Regions from separate parts of the Homo sapiens genome. Here region 1 is linked to region 2. A link is a loop called in an ENCODE intact Hi-C map of the cell type or tissue named here. Cell type or tissue: psoas muscle. All regions are shown on one strand. Links, peaks and the distances in the headings refer to the core of each region. The heading gives the core; the rest is flanking DNA.

What was found. Hi-C counts contacts between places; a loop is a spot of excess contacts. Peaks named below come from ENCODE experiments on the same cell type or tissue, not always from the same donor. Only the 100,000 strongest peaks of a DNase experiment are listed, where the experiment ranks them.
Region 1: a loop joins it to region 2, with 5 times the contacts of the local background. A loop is called at or near these places in 2 of 110 quality-filtered maps.

Annotation. Positions count from the first base shown.
Region 1 is chr15:86,607,101-86,610,019 of GRCh38, reverse strand. The region is part of intron 21 of AGBL1 (AGBL carboxypeptidase 1); the gene reads right to left. Among named protein-coding and RNA genes, the nearest start is that of AGBL1-AS1, 290 kb to the right of the region's middle. In psoas muscle, for the core only: no CTCF peak of the experiment used is centred there; a DNase peak (open chromatin) is centred at 1,379; H3K27ac peaks cover 718 bases.
Region 2 is chr15:85,863,824-85,866,742 of GRCh38, reverse strand. No RefSeq gene overlaps it. Among named protein-coding and RNA genes, the nearest start is that of MIR548AP, 40 kb to the right of the region's middle. In psoas muscle, for the core only: a CTCF peak has its summit at 1,458 (motif pointing left); a DNase peak (open chromatin) is centred at 1,472.

The DNA.
Region 1 (2,919 bases), core at 309-2,808, 740 kb before region 2:
TGGATGCATAGCTCTGCTACTTATTTGATCTGTGAACTTGCACAAGTGGTGTGTTCACAGAAGCATGGCCTCATCCATAAAATGGGCACAATTAAAGTTAAGATAAAAATTTGAGATAGGGTCTGTTAAACAGAACACAAAACCCCAGCATATGGTTGGCATTTAATAAGTAGTCGAGGGAAATCTGGATGAATTGTTATGAGTACCTGGGTTGTTTTGCTTTGCTTTGTTTTTCCTACAAGAGTATGTCGTTTACAAATCTTTTTCCCCCCTAACTTTTTGAGAAAGCATGCATTGTTCACCTGGCTATTGTAACAATTCTCACATGACCTCTGTTTGTTATGCCAAGTTATTTGTTAGAATAAATGGATTTTTTAACAAGAAGTTTTCACGAGAATGAGGTGTTTGGGGGAGACAATGCAATGTGTCCTATGATTGAGTTCTATAACCTGGATCGACTAAAACGGTATTAAACCCAAGAATAGGTCAACACAAATTAACTCCTAGAACTACACATACCCTACCCCACAGGTGCCAATACTCCCTACCACAGCTACTGATATAGAAAGCAGTAAATGAAGTGTGCATCAGCCCAGGCACCAGACTTCTCTGCCCTCAGCTGTGATTCTCAGCTTTGGTATCTGAAACATCATTTGATGGCTGGTGACCTTTGAGTCTCAGCAACCTAGCAACTTCTGCTTCCTAGGATTTCTGGTCTGAATTCCTCCTCCTTTCTGATTTTCTTGTGTGTGTTCTCTTTCCATCTCTTCCTACTTTGCAGAGCCTGAGATCTAGTACTCCTCAAGAGGAAGGCTGGTTTCCTCAATCTTTATCCATATACAGGCAGTAACACCTTCAAGGATGTATCTCTCTGTCTGGGTTTGTGTGGGTTGGATCAGACAGCAGGTAGAAAGGGAGTGTAATATGCATTCACAAGAGCCAACCCGCACAGTTTAGCTAAATATGTTTGGAAGCAAAAAAGTCACGTACTTTAAAATTATGCAAAGTGTGCTTCCCGTGTCATATTCCACATAGCCACCTTGTGTTTGCCAAGATGCAGTTTCTTGTCAGCAAGTCACTAGCGATGCAAACCCAACTGGAGCAAAAATCACCAACTTGGAAGCCCTGTGATAGGCCAGATCTCATTTATAGATATGTTTCATGATGCTCACAGGGTCCAAACTCATTGCCAACATTTGAAAATTAGGAGATTTTACATTAAATTCAGATTTCCAGCTTCCCTTGAAAAATCAGAAGATCTGACTTGAGCCCACATTTTGGTATGCAGCAACTGACTGACACTGAATAGCAGCTGTTCTTTTCAATGGGCAGAGTTCTCCGGTATGCTGCCGTCATCCTGCCTGGATACCTGCCAGGTCTCTGCTGGTGAATCCTGCAGCTCAGCATCATGTCGTATATAGTGGTCTCTCAGGGAAGGCAGTTCAAGGCCTCCTTTGCTTTGCCTCTACCACTTTATGCCTCTCAGGACCCAAGCATTTTACTTTTCAGTGAGAAGGTTGCAAGGCTATTCAGTTTGAGCCACATTTCTCTGCATAGTGTCTTATCAACAGAGAAAAAAGAACGTTGTGTTTAGGCAAATATTCTTGCTTGCTCTTGCATTCCCCTACTTTAAAAATCTAAGATTGGAAAGTGAATTTGGGGAAAAGGACAAAGAGCAGTCCCTCTTCTCTGCTTTGGTTCTAGCTCGAGCCTGTGTCTAACCAAGGCAAAGAAAGTCTTGCCCTAACATAGTAGAGATTATTGTAGTTTGTGACCAAAACCTTGTAGTGATATTTCTGGTGTTTCTCTCCAGAAACACCTGAACTGCAGGATGAGAAAGGGATAAAGCTGTTCTGGATCTCAGATAATATATCCACATACTAGCAGGATTATAAAATACTGGTTTTAAAAATACTGCATTAAAAACAAATGATGTCACTGTTGTGTCATTACTTGGTGTTAAAGCACTTGTAAATACTAATGAAAATGCAGGCGCAGAAAGAAGATAAGACTTGGTTTCAAAGTGGTCCTCCAGCTTAGCAATACATGTTTCTCTTATGGTTTATAGATATCATCTCAAATAAAATAATAATTCATAAACCTTTGACAATATGTCCATGCACTGCCTGCCTAGACTTTCCTTACCCCAGCTTGAGAAACACAAAATTTGCATAACAGTTGTTCCTCTATAGCACATTCCCCTTGAGACATCAGAAATCAAAAAAGCAAAGCACATCTTAAAACTCAACAATAAGAAAATAACCCAATTTTTAAAAGGGCAAATGACCTGAACAGGCACCTCACTAAAAAAGATATATACATGTCAAAAAGGCTTACAAAAAGATGTTCAACATAGTAAGTCATTAGGGAATTACAACTCAAGCAACAGTGAGATACCACTACACACCCAGTAAAATGGCCAAAATATAAAACACCAAATGCTGGTAAGGATATGGCGTAGAGGGAACTCTCACTCATTGCTGCTGGGAATGCAAAATGCCACAGCCACTTTGAAAGACAGTTTGGTGGTTTCCTACAAAATCAAACATACTCTTACCATAGGATACAGTAATCCCATTCCTTGCCATTTACCCAAATGAGTTGAAATTGTATGTCCACACAAAAACCTGCTCACAAATGTTTAAAGCATTCATTCAAGAGGAGGTTCATTCAAGAGAATGAACCAAGCACATCAAAGATTTGGAAAGTAAAAAGGGCTTGAAATAGAAACCCCAATTGGCTTCCAATCCCCAGATGCACCTGATTCATGATAGCTAAAGCTTGGAAGCAATCAAAGTGTCCTTCACTAAGTGAATGGATACATACACTGTGGTACCTCCAGATAATGGAATGTGTAGTGTGAAAAACAAGTCAGCTATCAAGCCATAAAAAGAAATGGAGGAACTTTAAATATATATT
Region 2 (2,919 bases), core at 118-2,617:
GGCATGGTGGGAAGCCATAGGAAGGTTTTGAGCAAAGGCATGGCCTCATCTGACTAACACTTTCAGAGCATCTCTCTGGCTGCTGCAGGGAGCGTACAGACCAGCGAGTCAAGGGAGGAGGTGGGGTGGCCGTTCAGGATTGCTGCAGGCGCAGGACAAGAATGAGTTCTCTGCCCGAGGTCTGATACCTTAGCTAGGTGTTCAAATTTAGCATCGTCAGTAATGGGACCACATGACATCATGTGCCGCCTGAAGTGATGTAACAGGAAGGATGCCAGATTGCCCTGGTAGTATTCTTGCCAAGATACTTAACCTGGATTAATAATCCAGAATCAGTAAGACAAATCCAGAGTGCTGGGCATTCTACAAAACACATGAACCGGACTGTTGAGAAATGTCAATGTCATAAAAGATCAAAAGCGGAGGAGGAGAGCTCTACAAAAAAGGTGACATGACAACTACATGAGGGTGTGATACTCAAATGGACTCTGTAGCAGGGGATTGAAAATTACTATAGGCCAGGCGAGGTGGCTCACACCTGTAATCCCAGCACTTTGGGAGGCCGCGGCAGTCGGATCATTGGAGGTCAGGAGTTCAAGAACAGCCTAGCTGACATGGTGAAACCCCATCTGTACTACAAATACAAAAAAATTAGCCAGGTGTGGTGGCACACGCCTGTAATCCCTGCTACTTGGGAGGTAGAGGCTGCAGTGAGCTGAGATCACACCACTGCACTCCAGCCTCTGCCACAGAGTGAGACTCCATCTCAAAGAAGGAAGGAAAGAAAGACAGAGAGAAAGAAAGGAAGGAAGGAAGGAAGGAAGGAAGGAAGGAATGAAGGAAGGAAGGAAGGGAAAGAAAGAAAATTATTGTAAAGAACATTGCTGGGACCGTTGGGGCAATTTAAATGTGATTATAAATTAAGTAATGTATCAATGTTAAGGTTCTTGGATATGGTGATGTTGTGGTTATATAAAGAAATGTCTTTATTCTTAGAAGACGTGTTGAATTATTGAGAGGTAAAGTGTCAGGGTGTCTGCAACTATCAAAGCTTTCATCCAGAGGAAGAGAGAGAAAGATGAAATAAATGTGGCTAAATGTGATAATTTGATGAATCCCAGTGAAGACCAAGAAGATGTTCATCTTCCAGCTTTTCTATAGGTTTGAAACTTTTCAGAGTGAAAAGTTGGGAGGATGGAAAAAGAAGTAAATAAATAAATGAATCAATTGAGTCAACAATTGAGATTCCTTTTCCCTAAGACCTTTATAAGCAGTTTGCTCACATTGATTCTGATGTGGACAGTTCTGGATGTAAAGGGGGCAGGCCTAGAATGAATGATCTTTCCTGGCGTCTTCCAGATTGCAGATGTACGTTTGGTTTGGTTTGGTTTGGTTTTTAATTTGGGAATTACAAAAGCAGCAGGGACCCTGTGCGAAGCTTGAGCGGCTGCTGCCATCTTGTGGATCTCAGCACTTCTGCAAAGTTGGAAACATATTCCAGGTCACTGCAGGCTAAGGAGCCCCCCTCCACAGCCTGGGAAGGAATGCCCTGGAGGTTAAAGGTGTAAGTACTTTTGTTAACTTCCTTCCAGAGTGAGTGACGATGCAGCCTACATCCTTCAGTGGGTTCTCTGGATGCACAGGGTCCTCCGCCTTTAAAGTCAGCAGGCCTGACAAAACTTGCATCGATTTCACTCTGCAAAATTCAGGCTAGGGAGCCATTGAGTGGGAATTTACTGACATTTGCACGCAATATTGACTTGTTGGCATTGTTTTCTTATTCATGAAGTCTCATAAAAATGATACTGGGCACTTCTGATACCAGCTTTTCAAACCTCTAATTGGTTCACAGACAAAGCTTTGAAAGCAGGTGTGGGAGGGTCACGATCAGAGACAGTGAGAAAGAGGAGGGAGTGGACTACCTTAGAAGGAGAGCGGGAGGAGGAGCCAGAAAAAAAACTAGCTTCTAGATTTTCTTTGCAGGCAGGGTGGATGTGGTAAGAAGCTCTGAGGACTTTCAGGCTAGGTGGACTTGGGTTTGCATTTCAGCACTGAGGTGCCACTTTCTGCTTGGGGCAGCTTAGACATCTCCTGGGGATTGTTATCTGAATGGTGGTGATAACACATAGGGGATTATGTTAAGGACTGAGGATGTTTTAAGGCAGCAGTTTTAAACTTGAGCAAGCCCCAGAATAATCTAAAGGGTTAAAACATAGATTTCTACCCCGACTCCTCCCCCAGAGTCTCTGATTCAGCAGGTCCCAGGTGGTCCCAAGCATCTGCATTTCTTTTTTTTTTTGAGACAGAGTCTGGCTGTGTTGCCCAGGCTGGAGTGCAATGGCAAGATCTCGGCTCACTGCAACCTCTGCCTCCCGTGTTCAAGCAATTCTCCTGCCTCAGCCTCCCAAGTAGCTAGGACTACCGGCACATGCCACCATGCCCAGCTAATTTTTGTATTCTTAGCAGAGATGGGGTTTTGCCATGTTGGCCAGGCTGGTCTTGAACTCCTGACCCCAAGTGATCCTCCCACCTCTGCATTTCTAATAAGTTCCCAGGCAGCGCTGATGCTGCAGGTCTGGTTACCATGCTTTGAGAACCATTGTTTTAAGGACTAAAATGGCATAAACATATGGTAAGCATGGGGTAGGTAGTCAACAATCAATCAGACCTCTGCCTGACACTTCCCAGGGCTCCTTCCAACACACCCCCTTTGAGTAGGCACAAGCATTTCTGAGACTGAGTATATCTCTACAAGACATGTCCTGGGTGTTTATCTTAGACATGAGATAAAGCAAAGTTCTCACAGTAGTGCAGGGAAAAGACCCACGTGGGCTTAGGCTGGGATTTCAGGCACTGAGTGGTGCGGCTCAGGCTTGGATGGGCACAGTTGCTTGGCCCCACCCTGTGCAGAGACGTTTG